Regions from separate parts of the Homo sapiens genome. Here all the other regions are linked to region 3. The links are chromatin loops, found by intact Hi-C in ENCODE. Cell type or tissue: MCF 10A. All regions are shown on one strand. Region 1 overlaps WDFY2 (WD repeat and FYVE domain containing 2). Region 2 overlaps INTS6 (integrator complex subunit 6). Region 3 overlaps WDFY2 (WD repeat and FYVE domain containing 2). Region 4 overlaps WDFY2 (WD repeat and FYVE domain containing 2).

What was found. Hi-C counts contacts between places; a loop is a spot of excess contacts. Peaks named below come from ENCODE experiments on the same cell type or tissue, not always from the same donor. Only the 100,000 strongest peaks of a DNase experiment are listed, where the experiment ranks them.
Region 1: a loop joins it to region 3, with 4 times the contacts of the local background. A loop is called at or near these places in 14 of 110 quality-filtered maps.
Region 2: a loop joins it to region 3, with 5 times the contacts of the local background. A loop is called at or near these places in 22 of 110 quality-filtered maps.
Region 4: a loop joins it to region 3, with 4 times the contacts of the local background. A loop is called at or near these places in 15 of 110 quality-filtered maps.

The regions. Positions count from the first base shown.
Region 1 is chr13:51,623,780-51,628,779 of GRCh38, reverse strand. All of the region lies in intron 1 of WDFY2 (WD repeat and FYVE domain containing 2), which reads right to left. Among named protein-coding and RNA genes, the nearest start is that of WDFY2, 42 kb to the right of the region's middle. RefSeq lists enhancers at 1-484, 485-1,104, 1,286-1,792, 1,793-2,300. In MCF 10A, no CTCF peak of the experiment used is centred here; a DNase peak (open chromatin) is centred at 3,019.
Region 2 is chr13:51,432,337-51,437,336 of GRCh38, reverse strand. The region is part of intron 3 of INTS6 (integrator complex subunit 6); the gene reads left to right. Among named protein-coding and RNA genes, the nearest start is that of INTS6, 18 kb to the left of the region's middle. In MCF 10A, CTCF peaks have their summits at 1,939 and 2,139; no DNase peak of the experiment used is centred here.
Region 3 is chr13:51,726,497-51,731,496 of GRCh38, reverse strand. WDFY2 (WD repeat and FYVE domain containing 2) reads right to left here. Exons shown (of 12, transcript NM_052950.4): 6 at 3,707-3,819. The region is part of intron 1 of LOC124903177 (a long non-coding RNA gene); the gene reads left to right. Among named protein-coding and RNA genes, the nearest start is that of DHRS12, 75 kb to the left of the region's middle. In MCF 10A, no CTCF peak of the experiment used is centred here; DNase peaks (open chromatin) are centred at 1,476, 2,306 and 4,456.
Region 4 is chr13:51,641,169-51,646,168 of GRCh38, reverse strand. The region is part of intron 1 of WDFY2 (WD repeat and FYVE domain containing 2); the gene reads right to left. Among named protein-coding and RNA genes, the nearest start is that of WDFY2, 59 kb to the right of the region's middle. RefSeq lists an enhancer at 2,859-3,358. In MCF 10A, no CTCF peak of the experiment used is centred here; DNase peaks (open chromatin) are centred at 708, 1,368, 2,058 and 2,858.

The DNA.
Region 1 (5,000 bases), 100 kb after region 3:
CTGTTAGAAAATTCCATTCAGTTAAACATGACTTGCAGAGTAAAGCAACTAACTGGCATCTGTGATGCATCAAGGGCTCTATTAGCTCATCCTGCCTCTCTTCTTCCGATGGCAGCCGTGGCCATCTGGAGGGACCACTCGGAAGAGGCCGGCTGCAGCAGGGGGGGTGCCGCTAGGGATACTCGCTCTGTGAGGCCAGTGGGAGCAAGGAACAGGCGGAAACCCTGCCCCCTACCGAGTTGGTGGGATGGGAAACCGGTGCTCCTGGGTGTAGCTGCAGCCATCCAGCTGAAGCTCCAGACACGAGCATCCCTGGACTCTCAGGGGCCTGGGAAGCCCTCCTGTCCCCACAGGCTCAAAAAGACCTGCTCCCACGCCCTGGCCTCTCCCACCTCCTGGCGTCCGCTCTGATTTCAGAACAAAGTTGAAGCAAAGCCCAGGCACTGCCGTGACATGGTCGGGTGTGCATGCACATGGGGCAGCACTGCACACCAGCATCCCCCAACACCACCTCGGCCCCCTCTGAAACTTTGGGCACTGAGGAGCTCAGGGAGGGAGCCCAGTGGGGCCTGAGGGGCGGCTCAGCGCAGGACTGCAGGTGCCTCTCAGCACGAACAGCCTGGGTGCCGTGGATGGCATGTTGATGCCAGGACGCAGACAGGTTCCTGGGCAGAAAGGGGTGGGTCCCCAGTGAAACCCCACCTTCAAGACAGGGATGGCCTGAGGTCTGCCAGTTCCAGCTAGAGTCTGGGGCCCAAAACGAGAACTTATGGTGCTTTTTCTGAGCCTGCCCATGGCTGCCCACGAACCAATCAGCATGCACTTCCTCCCCTCTGAAGCCCATAAAAACCCCCTGGACTCAGGCAGACTCCGGCAGATGACTGGACCACCTGCCTGTGGAGAGGAGCTACCCACTGTGGGTCTCCTCTCTGCTGAGAGCTAAGCAGACAATGGGATGACCCACCAATGGAGAGGAGCCACCTACTGCAGGCTCCTCTGAGCTGTTCTGTTGCATAAAGCACCTCTTTGCCTTGCTCACCCTCCACTTGCCTGCATGCCTCATTCTTCCTGGACATGGGATTAGAACTACGGACCCAGCTGGGCATGGTGGCTCACACCTGTAATCCCAGCACTTTGGGAGGCCAAAGCGGGCGGACCACCTGACGTCAGGAGTTCAAGACCAGCCTGGCCAACATGGTGAAACCACATCTCTACTAAAAATACAATAACAACAAAAAAAAAAATTAGCCAGGTGTGGTGGCAGGTGTCCATAATCCCAGCTACTTGGGAGGCTAAGGCAGAAGAATCACTTGAACCCAGGAGGCGGAGATTGCAGTGAGCCAAGATCATGCCACTGCACTCCAGCCTGGGTGACAAGAGCAAGACTCCATTAAAAAAAAGAAAACAAAAGGACTACGGACCCGTCAAATGGAGGTCCTGAAAAAGCTGCAAAACAAACAGGGCTGAAACATGTCCCCCTCCCTGCCCCTTCCCGCTCACCACACTGACAGTGACAAGGAGAGAAGACCTGCAGCCTTTCTGGGATCCCAGAGCAAGGAGCTCCCCAAGCTAGGGCTGTGACACTCTCTTTGGGGCTCTGCAGTTCCTGGTGTCTCCAAGCTTCCAGGTGCCACCATGTTCCCCTCATCTGGACACAGGTGCCTGCAGCAGAAGCTGCATGCAGTATACCTGGTCCAGCCACAGGCTGGCATGGAGCCGGCACCCATGCCAACATCTGAAGCTGCCCGCCCTTCACAGCAGCCAGCATGCCTGGCTGTGTGCAGTGGCCAGATCCCATGCTGGCTGGCTCACACCCCCATTGCCACTCTGCACCTGGCTTGCCCTTGGTAGGTATGGGATCTGGGCTGGCAGCACAAGCCAAGCACAGCCTGCTGGGCTGAATGGGTGGAATGAGCCCAGCAGGCATGAGCATTACTCAGGCAGAAGGCACCACTGGCCACAGAGGTTCCTGGCTGGCAAAGCAACACCCCAAGGATCCCGTGACTTCTACAAGGAATGGAAATTAATCTCTGCCTCTTTTTATTATTGTGGTTGTCTCTAGTAATGTGATATGAAACACTGAAGAGAGGAATTTATAAACACCAAATAGTAAACAAAAGCATGCTAAAATAAAAATTTATATTAGATGTGTTTCATTTTTTTTAGCCCCTGCCACACTAATCACACAACTTGTTAATTATATTTGATATACAAAATTGAACAAACTATAAATACCTGTTAATCATCCATCAAAATTTATGGAGTGAACCTCACTGGTGGAGAAAGAGAAAGGAGCTATTACTGAGCCTTGTGCTATGGAAGGTGCTTCCTGTATTTTGTGTATGTTCCTATATTTTTGTGTATGTTGGTATAATCCTTAGAACACCTCTGGTAAGCAGATATTTTAAAAACTTCTTTTACAGAGAAGGGAATGGAGGCTTAGGAGGTTAAGTTGTTCAGGCCTCACAGAGAGCAGAAAGAGATACTTGAATTTCAACCAGCCCAGTCTCACTCCAAACCCTATCTTCTTTCTATTGTACAAATGCTGCCTCAAGTATTTATAGAAAATGGAAAGAGATCCAGGTCTTATTGTTGAAGAATGTATGTTCTAAAGACAAGCTTGGGCCTCATTCCCTCATTTCCTCATTTATTTAAGAGTTCAGGATTTCAAGTGAAATGTGAAACATTCTTTCCCCTTCTGCATCTGTCCTCCTTCAGATCTGTGCTGTCAGGCCACTGGTGTACCAGCCAGCAGGCCATGCTTGGCTGCCAGGGTGCTCCGGGCCACCCAACTATGACCAGAGGGTGCATGAAAAATTGTTACCTGGGCTTATTTATAAATATATAAACAATGCATGACAACATTAAAACAATCTAACAGGAGGAACTCACTGGAGTGTTAAGTATATGAAATGCTGCATCAGATGAAAAATTCCCTCCATTGATATCAGCTTCCTTTTCGAAGTCCTGGCTGCGCCTCATCCTTGCCCCGTCAGCATTCCGCCCTCAGCCAGTGTTGGCAGTGCTCTGGACTGGTTAAATCTTGGCTGAATTCCATAGGATTTCAGTTGGCCTCAGTAATATTTTTGCTTAGCTTTCAAGTTCAGAGATACTTATTCTATACATGACTGCCACCTTTGTATCGAATTTCTGAAACCCTCTGAATTGAGGAGGATTTTTAATGGACTCTTATTAAGAATGGGTACCGAATTTTAGTGATGGTTGCCTTGGGATGGGAGGAAACAAAGCAAAATATCAATTTGTTTTTTAAAGGATATATTACTTTTAAGATGAACAGATTTACCTTTTCTCTTTTATTACTAGTTAAGGCTAAAGGATAGCTACATTCCTTCCCACCTTAAAACAGAACAAACTAAAACTGATGAACAGGAGCGTTACAGTGCAAACATTTACACACACAAATGCTGGGCACATGCACTCTTAAGTGAGGAGGAAACCATGCAGATACTAGAAATGTCTCTGGCTTAAGTGTTGTCCAATCAGATGTACTTAACCAGAAATACCAAGCCAAGTCTGAATTATGAAATAACTATTAAAGTATATCCAGACCTTACCACCTCTTACCACCCTGGCCACCATCACATCACCTTGGTCACAGCCACTTTTACGTCTCCTACTGCAATGTCCTCCTAACTGGTCCTCCAGCCTCTGGCCTCACCCACCCCACCCTGCACCTAGTTAGCTGTCACACAACAGTCAGTTGATACTACCAAAATGAGTGAAATCCCAATCTTGATCTGCTCAAAACTCTGCAGTGGCTCCCCATTTTACTAGAGCAAAAGACTAAATCTTCACCGTGGCCTACAACACTTTTTGTCTTGTGACATCCCCCTAATCTTGCCTCCTAATACTCTCCTTTCTCTCACTTCCTCCCAGACACACTGGCCTGCTGAAAACCAGGGACGTTCCTGCCTTTGCACTGGCTGTTCCCTCAGCCAAGAAGAGTCATGTCCAAATAGCCCCAGAGCAAACCCCCCAACCTCCTTCAGATCTTTGCTCAGATGTTGCCTCTGTGAGAAGTGCTCTAGCCATTCCTTTTTTAAAAGGAAAAACTTCACCTCCTCCCCAACTCATACCTACATTCTCAGTCCTTTACCCCGATCTGTATTTGTGTCCACAGTGCTTATCACTTTCTAACATAGGCTTATCAATCATGATCATTGCTTATTACGTATTTTCCCCCCAAGAACATAAGCTCCATGGTGGCAGGGATCTTTGTTTGTTTACTAATATTAGCCCATGCCTAGAATAGTGCCTGGTGCAGAGTCAGGGGCTCAACTAACAGTTGTTGAACACATGGTGAATTAAAGTAAAATTAGCAGAGTGAAAGTGGTCTGATAATACAGTCATATCAAGAACTCAACACACAAGACTCTTGCCACTTCCAGCAATGAATGGAACAGGAAAAAGCAAATCAGGGGTGGAAAAAGTGCAGGAGCAATAGCTAGCACCACAGTTCTTGGGGGCAGTTAAATAAACTGATTATTTAACTATAAATAATCAGTTAAGACCTGAGACATAGGGTTAGAATACATTGAATCAAATCTGAACTCCCGCTTTCAGCAAGTTCAGACTCTATCAGAATCCAGCAGTAATCTGTCCAAACTGCCCCAAGAAAAAGTGTATGCCTTGAGTAGCCTCTGATTAAATGAATCAATTTCACCGTATACAGGTTTCTCCCAACCTGGTCCTTTCTCTAATTCGTCATCCTTTATTATCTTAAAATAGGGGTCAATCACTTCCAAGACAGCTCTTTAAAGGAATGCTGAGCAAAACTGGGAACACGGCTAGTTATGTTTCTTTATTCTGCCTCTTTGTTTTAAAAGCTTGGTGTGCAGGGCAGGGATGGTGTGGAGACACAGAAGAAATAACTTCTATAGGTTAAAAAAAGTGCCTATTCCTTTAAAAAAAAAAAAAACTCTGTAAAAACTGCCTGTTGTGGAAGAAAAGAAATGACCACAAAATTAGAAGGACAGGAA
Region 2 (5,000 bases), 290 kb after region 3:
TTCAAGATGGGATTTAACCAGACTTTTACAAAGGTAGCATCTGTAGATTTTGTAGCAGTCTACTCAAGGAGGTGATTAATCTTGAGAGACTAGACAGATTTCTTTTAGGTCAAATTAAATTTTACCATTATTGCTGTATAACTCCATTCACCTATCTTTGAAAATATGTTTACATCTTGGTTTTTATTTATACGTTTATTTTTAAAAAACATATTTCTAACATGTTTTTTATTACATGCTTCACTAGAATAAAATTTTCCCAAGTTATTATTACCCAGTTTATCCTGAAATCTTAGCCTCAGGCAGTCCTCCCACCTCGGTCTCCCAAAGTGCTAGGATTACAAGTGTGAGCCACCGTGCCTGGCCCCAGTCCATCTAATGTATGTATTAGATTCTTAGAATATTACTATTTATTAAGTAAAGTTATATTTCTGATAGCTTAATTACTCCTTATATGACAGCATAAACACTATTTGCCTGGCACTACTTTTTAGGCATTCCCCAGACCAGTTTGTTAATTTCATTCAAACTTTAGATTCCAGTTCAAGTATAAAACTCAAATTCTGCCAAATTATTAATATTTCAGATATATTGAGTTTATATTATCGTCTTTTGTAGTTATACTTAGTCTTATCAATTATTGAATTTCCCTAATGTTATTATTATTTTTTTTTACAAAGTCAAACTTTAGTGATTCTGCAGTTCTTATGGTGACTTACGATTTCTTACATTATTACTCTTCAGTCTATTATTAAATCAAATTCCAGGATGGAGTTCCTTAGTCGTTACATTAAAACAGATATATGGAACTCCCCCCTACTTTTGCTTAAGTCATAGTATTCCATCTGTTTTTAATGCTGTTGTATTTTTAACATAAGGAATTACGTGGTTGAATAAAGGAATTGTATCGGAACACAGTCGTGTAACGGAGTTACTTGAAACTAAAAATATATTTCTTATACTGTGGAATTCTAACATGTTTTCTGTAGCTGTAGACCTTAATGTATTCTGTTACCAGATTTTTATATTCTAGCAGATTTTATTTTAGAATACCAAACACATTTTTAATTTTGAAGAGTATTTGTTTTGAACATATAATAAATGCACATGGTTAAAAAAAAGTTGAAGTATTATAAAAAGTTACCCAATTGTTTACTTCCTTTCTATGGAGGCAACCATGGCTAATCAGTTTCTAACGTATCCTTCAGAGATCTTTTTTATGTGGTCAAAGGTTTTACAAGGGTTAATGTCTTAAGATGAATATTTTAGAGTTTGACATCAAAAGACTCATTTATACTACACTACCTGAGATTTTAACAATAAAAATAATAATCTTACTGAAATCTAAAACAAATGTGAAATTTGTAATTCTGGCCTTGGAATATTGATTTAAATATAAGCATGTTAGGCCTTTATTGACTTAAGTAATTCTGTTTTGTTTGTAATATGTTATTACCCAGTTTGTGTATTTATCCCTATAATTTAATGAACCTCCTCCACCTTTAAAAAAATTAACAGTATTAATGACAATGAATTATTGACTTGACAAACATGATTAGCACATCAGAAGATTTTATGACCCGTTTAAGGGTAAGGTAGCATTCCTATGCCCCTCCTCCACTACATTTTCAGTTTCTTAGGTAAGTGAAAATAATTGTTTTCCTGAGATCAGGTTAGTTTATATTTGGAGGAAATTACCTTTTCTTAGTATTTTCAAAATTTTTTTTCAAAATTTGTTGTAACATTGCAAAAGCATTTTCTTTCAAAAATAACATAGGTTATAATAGATAATATCTGTTTACATTAATTCTTTAAATTTTCTTATTATTGAGATTTTATGCTTTAACTGAGTAATTTAACACCATGGTAATTGGTTGTTGAGAGAACTATAATAGGAAATTTTAAGTGAAGTAAAAGGTTTTGCTTTATATTATCTTGTGGCAGAACTCTTACTTGAGGTTTTTGACCAAAATTAAAATGAAAAATTTTTAATGACAGATTGACTCCTGTTAGTAAGTAGCTCTAGAGCTAGAACATTATATTTTGCATTATATTTTCTAGTGATATGTTTGGATTTCTTTATGACAGGAACCACTGCTCTGAGAGTAAAACGTGAATTTATTCTGCTAATAGCAAAAGTAAACTTTTAGTCCCTCTACTGGCTGTCTTTGTTGTAGCAGAGCTTAGATTTTTTTTTTGTTTTAAATATATCATTATAATTATGATAAAGGCTACTTATAACTTTATGGCCAAGGTGAATATTGACAGAACTTCTAAAGGATTGTCTCCCAACTGAGTGACTTTATAAACATACTTACTTAGGAATAACAATGTAAAATAATTGCTCTTAAATATAAGGATTTGGGAATTATTAAATTGCGTAGGCTTGACACCAGATAGTGAATAACATTATATTGCAGTAATTAAGTTGTAACTCTCATTTAGACTTTGGAGGTGTTAAAACTTTATTTTTTTGTAAAACATGACAAAAAACAATACTGGCAGACAACTAAAACTTTTTTAATTTGCTGGGTAAACAATGTTGACAGAGAAAGATGACATTATGCAGCAACAAAACAGTGCAAAACAGTATATAAGAAAACTTTCTTGGAGCTACATGTTCACTTTCTGCTAGTGATGTAGAAATTCATGCTTAAATAAATTTGTTAATGTCAAACATTTATATAATAGAGATGGGGGCACATTTTTCCTGAAGAAATAATAAAACAACCTTGTGTGTATAAATTACATTAACTTAATCATTATTCTAATTTTTGTAGTAACTGATTATTGCTTTTCTTAGTGTGATTCTTGACTAAGCTCTTTAATCTTAGAGGGGAAAGAATCTTAGGCATGGCGGGATAATTGGTACAATGAGGATGATAATAATATTTTTCTTTTTTCTTTTCTATGTTTGATCTTTATCTGACTTTTCCAAAATTTAAAGTCACTAAAGAACTTATTATTTTATCTTGTGTTTGTGTATATACTCTCTGAAAGTTGAAGTTATATTGTTTTTAAAAGTAAACATTAGTATATATTGTGTTTTGTTTCAGTGTGTGTTGGGGGAAGATACACTGATTTTATACATCAAGAAATTAATGGCTAAGTAATTACAGAATCACAGGAATCTACCAAGTAAAGGAATAGTTTTACTATAGTTAATTTTATTGCAGAAAGGATATATTAAAAACAAAACAATCTGATTATAATGCCATTCCTTGTTGGGTAAATATGGCACAATCCAGGTTAGTATGGAATTATGTCCAAGAGAATTTAGCAGCTGCCAATAGGACCTCCAGGTGGTACAGAAAGACCATGTGGATTTTAGAATTAGAATAGCTTAATAAGGTTCTGGCTTTGCCACCATCTAGGCCACCTTGAGTTATATCATTTAATCTCCCTGAATATTTTACCTCACTAAGTTTTTTTAGGGTCAAATGAGATAAGTGCTTTATTGTTATTATCAAGACGATAGCAGTAATGTTATTGTTATTATAGTAATTTCAGGCCCGTTTAAGGGTATCCTCTGTGGAGAGTATTTTGTGTAAGACTAGTCAAGTTTCAACTAAAAGCTTTGTTTTGTTGTCTAAGAAAAAGTAACTTTGGTTTTAGTGTTTGAATTTAGCTTAATTAAATTTAATAACTCAGACTTTCTGTTAAGTTTTAATATATTTTAACTTAATTTTGTAGACATGGGCCTTTAAAAAGTATTACCTTTCGGGTGGATGTCATCATCTATATGAGTCTGCTACATGGTAGATTATTTTTCTTTAATTAGAAGTATGATTAATCTCTTGCCTCTGAAAGATAATTCTAAGTGTGCTTATACAGGAATAAAAGTGAATGGGTGTCAGACTTTTGGTCAGAAAATCTGATTTCTTTTTTTGAGACGGAGTCTCACTCTGTCGCCCAGGCTGGAGTGCAGTGGCACGATCTTGACTCACTGCAACCTCCACCTTCTGGGTTCAAGGGATTCTCCTGCTTCGGCCTCCCGAGTAGCTGGGCACTACAGGCATGTGCCACCACACTTGGCTAATTTTTGTATTTTTTCATGGAGACGAGGTTTTTCACAGTGTTTCCTAGACTGGTCTCGCAGTCCTGACATCAAGTGATCCGCGTACCTTGGCCTCCCAGAGTGCTGGGATTACAGGCATGAGCCACCACTCCCAGCCTGATTTTGTTTTATGTTAAAATGTAGAAGTGATATAGAAGACCCTACTACAAATATTTGGTCCATGCTGTGGTGGCTTTTAGAGCTTTGCTGATTTTTTTTTGAAAGGCACCAAGTCAACAAAAGTAGTTTAGCTTAAGGGTGGAAGCAAGATAATATAGTTTCGAAGCTATTAGGACCTCTTGGTTTTCTTTATCTCCCTTAGGCAATTTTTGAGCTAAAATACTGGTAGAGACCAAGAGAGAGATTTATTGTTATGTGTACATATGTTTATTATGTATGAGAGTAGAGATTATATATCATACACTTAATAGTAACCACTCAAATCTTTGAATGGCCAACACGAATGAGTAGATAGTGGATGGCTGAAAGACACAAGAGGGAGATAGTGCTCCTTTTTATACTCTAGTAGCCCAGCAAATTCATGAGTTGTTATGCGTTGAATTTGGGGAGTACACATTTATATTGAGGTAAAGGTAACATACATTTTTTGAATCTTTTTGAAGTTTGAGTAATTCTAAATGGTTCTGTGAACCCAGGCTGATTTGTATTAAGCTATATTCAGTGAGTCAATGAATAAGTTGAAGTGTTTTGTGCCCAGTACCTGCTTAGTGGTGTGGAAAGAAATATGACATATTCTTTGCCTTCAACATGTTCAAACACATGAAAAAATAGCAAGCAATACAAGATGGTGTTTTTTTTTTTTTAATAAATTGTGGTAAACACAACAAAATTTACTGTCTTAACCATTTTTAAGTGTATACTTCTGCAGTGTTAGATATATTCACATTGTGTAAGATGGTGTGTATTTAAATTCATATTTAAA
Region 3 (5,000 bases):
GTTAGTGACCTTCCTAGGCCATTTCCTGTTTTTCTCAAATATATTTCTTGATAAAAATAAAGTGAAAATGCTTTAAACTCTTTAAGAAAGATAAGACACAATGCCAAGGTCATATTTCGTATCAGAACAAGCCTGCAAAACACGGGACCTTTGAACCATATGTGGCTGACAAGAGTGCTTAGAAGGTGCTACTGTCTCTTTTCTGACCTGGAGGCAACAATACAAAACTCACAGAGCTCCTATCAGCCACCATACAGTGAGTGGGTGAGTGCCTGATTACTTTAGAGTCAAGAAGTCAGGCTGAAAGCCACCTCTGCCTAAAGCAAACCTGGGAACCATCAGGTCCATCACCAGGCCTGCGGAATGCACCTCTGAATCCTACCTTGAATCCATCCATTCCTTGTTTTCCCACTGTCACAGTCCCATCTCAAGGGACAGTTCCCTACTAGCTTTCCAATTCCACTCTCTACTGCCAGACAACCTTTTAAAATCCAATCAGGTTACCTTCTTTGCTTCAAACTCTTTAATGGTCTCTCAGTGACCACTGGATATGCCCAGCATGGTCTCAGTGATGGGAAGTGACTCTTGCTTTCTGGCTGCCCCTCCACCTTGACCTCCCCTCTCCTTCCCTCATACCCAGTGTTCCTGCCAAAAAAGAGTGACTGGCAGTTCTCTAGAGAGCCATGCTCTCACACATCTCCTTGCCTTGAACACGCTGGTTTTCTCTGCCTGAGATACTCTTCTCAGTTGTTTTCCATGAACTCAATACTTACACATCCCCAAAGAGCTGAGGTCAGGCAGACTCCTGAGGAGGCCGTCACTAACTGCCTCCACTTCCTTGGAGTGGGCTGCCCTTCTGTGTTCCCAGAAGCGCAAGGTGCTTGCTCCCCACCAGCCCTTGCCACGATGCACTAGAACTGTGCTTTAGCTTTTGTCTCTCTCACTGGGTTGTGAAGAATTTGAGGACAATGACAATTTTACTCTGGGACTGGGAGGAATGGCTGAGATGACAAGGGACAGCACAGAGCGTAAAGAGAAGGGGATCCAGGGAAGATCCTGGGAAACCGCAGACCACAGTGGAGCCTGAGAAAGCCAGCAGCGTCATAGAAGAAAAGCCAAAGGAAGGCCGTTACAGCCAGAAGGAATGGCCACAATGTAAAATGCTGCTGAAAAGTTAAGTACGACAAGGTTTACAACGTGTCCCAGCAGGCCACTGGTCACCTCGGGGACAGCAGTTTCAGTGGCGTAATAACGACAAACCAGATTGCAGGGAGCTGGAAGGCAAATTGGAAGTGAAAAATATGAAGCAGCTGGGAAAATTATATTCTTTTAAGAAACACGATTGTTTGCTACAACTTGGATGAACCTTGAGGGCATTATGCTGAGTGAAATAAGCCAGTCACAAAAGGACAAATACTGCATGATTCCACTCCTATGAGTCACCTAGACTAGTCAAATTCATAGAAACAGAAAGCAGAGTAACAGTTTCCAGGGACTGGGGGGCCGAGGGGGAGGATGGGGAGTTAATGTCCAAGGGAACAGAGTTTCAGTTTCACAAGATGGAAAAGGTTCTGTGATGGATGGTGATGACTGCACAACAGTGTGAATGTAGTTAATGTCATTGAACAGCACATTTAAAAATGGTTAAAATGGTAAACTTTATGTTTTATACATTTTACCACAATTTTTTAAAAAGAAGCATTGCTATTAAGAGAATAAGAAGGAACTTGCTATAAGACATGGGATTGAGAGGGTGTTGCTTTGTTTTTCTACCAGAGGCAAAAAACATAAGCATATTAATAAATTGAGAAGAATGAGTTAGTCAAAAGAGAGATCAAGGCAATCCATTTTGGCGTGGAGACCCTGCAAATAGACTGGGGCCAGAGGAAAGCAGCTCTCCTGCACTGAGAAGAGAAGAATGGGCTGGAGGAAGACTGCTCTCCTGCACTGAGAAGAGAAGAATGGGCTGGAGGAAGGCAGCTCTCCTGCACTGAGAAGAGGAGAAGTGGGGAGAGAAAAAGTTTGTTTGTTGGGGTGAGGGGGATATACAGTGGGCAAGAAATATGTGGTTTTTTTTTTTTTTTTAAAGCTTCTATTTGATAGCTTTTGAAGGAAGAGGCAAGGAATGAGATGGCGATGGGGGCTTGGGAAGGATGGTGAAGGTCTCTGTTTAGGGGCCTGGGAGAAGGAGTGAACTGAGGACAGGGAGAGGGATTATTAGGCAACTTCATGAGTCTGCACAGGAAATCGTGAGTGTGCAATGGTAATGATGGTCTAAGCCTCAAGGCAGCGTGACTACTGTAGACCCAGCAGCTGGCTGCACAAGAAGAAAAGGTGGAGAGTTAGTCTGAATCAGACAGGCTTGCCAAGAAGGCAGAACATTTACATTCACAGAACTGAGAACGCTGAGAAGCCGTGGGTGAAGCGATGCACCACTGGGAGGAAAGGTGATGCAGGGGAAGAGACGCTGGGAAAATGGAAGGACCGCGGGCTAGAATGCGCCACAAGGGGAAACAGTAAGTGGAATGAAGAAAGGTGTAGGGAATTGGAGGATGAGGAGGCTGAAGTCTGCAGTGACGCACAGAAGTTTAAGACTTCTGAGGTGGGACAGTTCTGGGTCCCCCCCAGAACCCCAGGCCCAGTCTTGGCCAAAGTGTAGGTGAGGGTGTAAGCGGCTAAAAAAGAAATTCAGTCAGGGAAGACCAGGGTCCTATCCATAGGGGATATTTCCATGTGTTCTTCCTCCCAAAGGCATAAATAATTAAGATGATCTTTTATGAATCTTCTTCCTTGGATTCAATTTTTTCCTTACTATATGTTTCTTATTCTAGCATTCCATTTTTTCCCTTTAGGAAGCCCCTTATGAACCAGGTACTATCCAATTTTACATCCTCTTTCCCCTACTTTTTTTCTTATATGACATCTAAACTCAGTATTCTCCTGTTTTACACAAAATCATGGGTTTGTAGCTGGTAGAAAACGGAAAAGCCCTTTAAGAACCATGAAAACTGGCGATGACTCATTTTCTAGGGTCGATAAGTTCTAGAGTCAATAGTACACGTTAAAACTACTAGTAAAAAATTAATCATTATCATCTATCAAGTCTTTCAAAGGCTAAGCATGAATATTTTATATTACCTTGCTTAAGTGACCCTGAGCAAAGCAAAAACATAAAGGGGACCTTAGGTTTTAACCTGAAAAGGATATGAAGGAAGGAAAGTTGGAGAGGAACTTGACCTTTTTCACAAAGTCTAGCTACTCATGAAGAGTATATCTGTCTTTTCATGTGACTTGGAAGTGGGAATCTTTCTTGTACACCATCTTCTAACTCCAGGAAGGGCAAGGTCAGACCGAGGCAGCTGTCTTTTTGGCCTTCTGGGGTTTGAGCCGTCCGAGGCCACATGGTCTCAAACAATGCCTCATTAATGTATGCCAACACTGGCTTTCTCTGGTGCAGTATGACAGAGAACCAAATTATCAACATTTTCAAAATAGATTGGTTTCTCTTTTGTTTGGATTATACAGAAAAACGTTTGATGTTATATCTTACTGAACCATTTTGAAATGAGTTAAGCATATCATGTGTATCTTTGCACAAGCATGGATTGTACTTTGCCACTTTCAAAACATATCTGAACATCAGGAGATGCAGCAGGCGATATCTCACTGTGCTATCAGCACATGACGATTTTACTGTTAATCCTACCTGTGTGTCCTCTGAATGTTGTGACCAGGGTGCAGTTTTCTTGCTCCAGTTTGAGGATTGTTACTTGGCCTGAGTGGTCACCGATAAACACATGCCGGGTTTCAACATCAAATCTGTCATGAAAGCATTAAGGATTGTTTCTCAAAATTAAATGAGGGAATTTACAATGAAAAAACAGGGCATAAATGTAACAAGAAATACGCAAATCCCATCTGAGGAAAATGTGAAGACAGTGCTGAAAGACACAAAAGTGAACTTAACTAAATGAAGGACATACTGTATTATTGGACAGTAAGACTTAAAACTTAAAGATGTCACTTCTTGCTCCTAAATTAATAAAATAAATCTATATATTTAAAAAATATCAACACATGTTGTTTTCTATAGCCAGAAGTGTTCATATGGAAAAATAAATAAGCAAAAAGAGCCAAGAATACTCTGAAAATAAGAACAATATGGTATGTGATAGGGAGGTTAGCCCTACCAGATATTAAAAAATGTTATAAAGTTTCTTTAATTAAAAGTGTAGTATTGGTGCATAAATAGACTAACAGAACAGAATACAAAGTCGAGAAATAAACCCAAAAGCACAATGAAATTTAGTAAATGTCTGATGAAGGTAGCTTTTCAAATGAATAAGGAAAAGATGAATTTAAAAAAATGATGTTGGCACAAACTGGATAGCCATTTGGAAAAAGAAAATAGAATCTGTATTTCACAATGTATACTGGGACAGATTCCAAATGAATTAGGGATCTAAATGTAGAAAATGAAAACATAAGCTTTAGATAGGAAAGTTTCTTTGTAACCTTGGAGTGGGAAAAGCTATGACTCAAAAACACAACAAATATTATGAGCAAAGCCAAAAGATAAACTGGAAAAAAATATTTGCAATTTATGTCACAAAGGGCCCAAATCTCTAATATAAAAAGAGCAATCAAGAAGAAAAGGATCCCAAACCTAATAGAAAAATGGGCAAAATTTGAATGGAACTATTAATAGATAGTTCAAGAAGAAATCAAAATGGTGCTGTGAAAAAAGAGTTAACACAGCAGCTCTGACTGTGATCCTCTGAAAGTCGGCTTACGAAGTTGGCATAGTGTCTGGGAATTTGGATTTTGGGAAGGTTCCCACCATTAACTGATAAGAGTGGCTCACTGTGCCTTAACTGTTCAAATAATGTGGCTTACACTGAATACCTGCTTTCCTTCTGGGAATCTGGAATTTTGGAATGTCCCAGGTAGATCTGCCTACGTGACCAGTAAAAGCCCTAGGCATGGAGTCTCTAACAAGC
Region 4 (5,000 bases), 85 kb after region 3:
TTGTTTGGGGGCAGCCTGGAAAAGGCGGGGTTACCCTGAAGTAACCAGTTTGGAGGATGTAGGCAGCAAACCAAGTAAAAAAGGATGAAGGCCTAGAAGAGAGAGGACAGATTTTAGAGCAGTCAGGAAGTAGAAGCATCAGGACTTGGGGGCTGGCTGGATGTAGGGTGTCATATGAATGGTGGTGTCATTCATCAGTAAGTGATTTTTGTGGAAGGCAATGTTGAGTTCATCTTGAACACCCTGAGTGCAGGGAAAATCCAGTTAGGGCTGTTGCAGAGAAAACTGTCTACATGAAGTTCAGGGGTAAGACCTGGGCTGAAAATTAAGATTTGGGAGACATCAGCATATAAGGAGTAGTTACCAGAGAATAAGAAAAGAAGGCCAACAACAAAGACAAACACCAAGAGTTAAGGGGTGGTCAAGAGAAAAACATCTGCAAAGACCTTAGCACAAGCCAGCAGAGAGGCAGAAGAATAATCCTTCTTTACTTTACAGACACAAAATATGTCCTGAATTTTGGTCCAGAAAATAAGGTCATCATAAGCACACCTAAGAGCTGAACTATATTCACAGTGGAAACGTGCCTACAATAAAACACTATCTATATAGGTCATTTTTCTGAGAGAAAAGGGAAGGCTGGGGGTGGCAACAAACAGTATACCACAGGTTGCTAAGCTACTGAATAAAATAAGACGGGGCGTCTACCCATGTTGAAATCAGGCTTTTAAAAATGTGCCCTAGAATGATGCAACCTTCATTAGTTACCATAGCAATGAGCTTCATTTCCCAGGGGACAATTGTTATTTTTGCCACAACTGAAGTAACTTGGGGTAGGGGCTGGGAGAAGTGAAGCCCACTGGGTTTTGAAGGCCCTGAATTTCCAGGGAATACTTTTCTACAGATCACACCCTGCAACAGCAATACAAACAGAAGGAAGGCAGCCCCTAGCGATCTGCAAACTAATAGAAAAACTTTGAGCAACAGGATGTAGTTTTCATAGTCATTTGTTTAAAGAGAAAAAAAAGAAAAAAAAAAGCTTCAAACGCAGAAAATGTTGCAGAGATTCTTAGAAAACATAGCTGATTTTTTAAAAGTTGATTTCTCTATGATTATCAGATTTCTTTAATTACTTGTAATAAAAACAAACTGAGAGGTTCCCAGCAAATGCATTCCAACCACATATAGTAAATAACCTAAACCCAATCTTCTACAATGCACTGTGTATCTTTTGTTTCCAGGGTTTCTCCATGATAGACAGATGCTACTGTGTGGAAACTGCAAGTGAATTGAGGTGGCCAGCGGTTTCAAGACTCAGAGACTCAAGCTGGGTGTTGTCCAGTATTGTCCAGCCTCTGGTCCCCTCTTGCCAAGGAGCTCAGTTCTCACATTAATGACCTTGGTACAACAGACCCAAATAACTTTGCTGAATCATACACCTGGACTTTTTTTTTCCTCACAGCTGTAGCAACTCAGCAATCAGTGGCTAGAGAAGAGGTATGGCTATTTTATATTTCAACACCTTGGGCTTTTAATGGCACTCTTGCTTTCAAAACACTCACCGCCATTCCAGTTATTTGCAGTTATTTGCATCAGCAAGGTGTATTATTTATTCCAGCCATCTCCCCTTGGAGTTTTTATCAGTTGGGTCATTTCTCTTAATCCAAAGGCTGTGAAAGCCTTCACAATTTAGAATTTTTAAAATTACAGTCAAGTGACAACATTTTCAGTGTTTTTAAAATCTATAAAATGAAGTCTCAACATGAGGTTAATTGGACCCATATACCAGGTGAGAATTACAAACAATATACCTGGAAATGGTTGTCTTAAGCAGTCAGTAGTAAGACCCTCGAGAGGGGGAAGGAAAAGATGAGCCACAAGGTCTTAATTCGGAGTAGTTTTCTTACAAATAGCACTATTTTGTGTCTGCAGATAGTGCCCTTGTATTGCAGACTTGGCTTTTGTTTTTTTAGTAATTTAACTCTTACTGACTAATGCTTAAGCACTGCTTCCTGTCCTTGCATAGTTGTGGGTTTTATACTTCCCTGACTCCCTCTGTCTCTCCCCAGAGATACACACATATCCACTTTCCCTATGAAGCCTTGGCAATTCCTCAGGCAAAACTAAGCTCCAGAATCCCACTGTACCTTGCACAGGCCTATGTTAGGACACATCACATTAATCAATGTTAGTTAGCAAGTCCTTCTTCCTATGACACAAGAAATTCCCTGAATAATCAATAATTCCTTATTTGAATAAAGATTCAAACATTTTTGTTTTTTTAGAGTACCTACAATACTTTCATTTTTATCACATACAGTATTTAGCATACAGGAAGTGCTTTTAAAAGGTCATATAAATACAGGGAAAAAAAGAAAAAAGAAAGGGAAATTAAAGAGAAAAACGAATATTGTCCAAGCAGTGGTGAGGAAGAACCCACAAGGAAGTAGCAGGAACAGCAATGCACCAGAAGATCATGGAGGCTGGACAGGGCCCTAGTTATTAGCATCAGCCATGCCATCTGCAACACAGCCAGAGTCCCTCACAGGCAAGAGAAACATGAGTACCACCCTTGAACTGGCAGCCTAAGCAATTCAACAATATGAGAGTGTTCATCAATACCACCCTGTAGGAGAAATCGGGATGATATCATTAGAGGAATAATATAGATTTAAATATTGTTCTTGGCTCTATACACAGTGGGAGGGCATGGTCTGTGTCATCCTACTCACCACCATATTCCTCCAGCCAGTTACAGTGGCAGGCATGTGAAAAATGCTCAGTAGAAACAATGAAACAGTAAATGGAAAGAGCAGTGATTCAGAGGATGCCCCTGGCTGCTACTGTTCTGAATCTGAGATGGATTAACTGTTGTCTTCCAGGATAGTCATCTTAAAAATGCAGCAGATCCTGGGGGAAGGGGAACAAGGAGTGATTGTGTAATGGATACAGAATTTCCGCTTGGGATGATGAAAAAATTCTGGAAATGGACAGTGGTGATGGTTGCACAAGACTGTGACTATACCTAATGACAATGAATTGAACACTTACAAATAGTTAAAATGATACACTTTATGTTATATATATTTTACAATTTAAAAAAAAGGAAAATAGCAGAATGATTCTCTCTCTCCACAACTGTAGTCTTCATAGAGTTGCCAAAGGTGCAGCAATTAAAGACACATGGCCACATGGCTGGGCGCAGTGCCTCACGCCTGTAATCCCAGCACTTTGGGAGGCCAAGGTGAGCGGATCACGAGGTCAAGAGATCGAGACCATCCTGGCCAACATGGTGAAACCCCATCTCTAAAAATACAAAAATTAGCTGGGTATGGTGGTGTGCACTTGTAGTCCCAGCTACTCGGTAGGCTGAGGCAGGAGAATCACTTGAACCTGGGAGGTGGAGGTTGCAGTGAGGTGAGATTGCACCACTGCACTTCAGCCTGGCGACAGAGTGAGACTCCGTCTCAAAAAAAAAAAAAAAAAAAAAAAGACAGATGCCCACAGGCTGGTCACGAAGCAGGTTTATAAAAGTTATTCTGGTTGAGAATGTTATCATTAAAATAAAAACCTCTGGCTGGGCACGGTGGCTCAAGTTTCTAATTACAGCACATTGGGAGGCCACGGTGGATCACTTGAGCTCAAGAGTTCCAGATCAGCTTGGGCAACATGGTGAAATCCCATCTCTACAAAAATACAAAAAAAATAATAAAATTAGCCAGGAGTGGTGGAGCACACCTGTAGTCCCAGCTACTGTGGAGGCTGGGGTGGGAGGATTACTTGAGCCTGGGAGGTGGAGGTTGCAGTGAGCCGAGATTGTGCCACTGCACTCCAGCCTGGGCAACAGAGCAAGACTCTGTCTCAAAAAACAAAATAAAATAAAATAAAAATCTCAAGGGTCAAATAAATCAAATTAGCTACAAGTGAAGAAAGAATATATAAATTGTAAGATAAATGAAAAGCAATCTCTTAATAGAATACGGTATTCACAGAGACAAAGATATGGAAAATGTGAAAGGCTGAACATGAAAAACAAGGTAAAAAAGATTAGAATGAAAAGGTCTAAGATATAGATAACTGGAAAGACTAATAAGAAAATGGGGGAAAGGGTCAATAATTGAGAGATAATATCTCAGACTCTTAGATAAATTTTGAAAAATGCCAATCCTAAAATGAAGACAACTAATGACAAGGAAATTAGCTCAAGATCAGATCAAAATGTATTTCCTTTTCCAGATTAAATAAGATTATTACGATAACTGTAACTCAACTACACTCCCATTTTCCTGATATCCTGGAACATTAGACAAAATATTTTTTTTTTTTTTTTTTTTTTTTTTTTTGAGACGGAGTCTCGCTCTGTCGCCCAGGCTGGAGTGCAGTGGCGGGATCTCGGCTCACTGCAAGCTCCGCCTCCCGGGTTCACGTCATTCTCCTGCCTCAGCCTCCCAAGTAGCTGGGACTACAGGCGCCCGCCACTACGCCCGGCTAATTTTTTGTATTTTTAGTAGAGACGGGGTTTCACCGTTTTAGCCGGGATGGTCTCGATCTCCTGACCTCGTGATCCGCCCGCCTCGGCCTCCCAAAGTGCTGGGATTACAGGCGTGAGCCACCGCGCCCGGCCCGACAAAATATTCTATAGGAATGCATGCAGACCTCTTCAGAGAAAAGAGGAATTCAATCATGCATCATTAGATTATAACCACTTTTCTTTGCTATGCTCTCATAAAAAACATGCCAAACACATTTTTCAATACCACCTCTTATATTTCAGTGGTGACTAGAAATGCTCCATGAACAGGCTGGCTGCGGTGGCTCACGCCTGTAATCCCAGCATTCTGGGAGGCCAAGGTGGGTGATCACGAAGTCAGGAGTTCAAGACGAGCCTGGCCAAGATGGTGGAAATTCCGTCTCTACTAAAAATACAAAGAATTAGCCGGGCGCAGCAGGCGCCTATAATCCCAGCTACTCGGGAGGCTAGGGCAGGAGAATCATTTGAA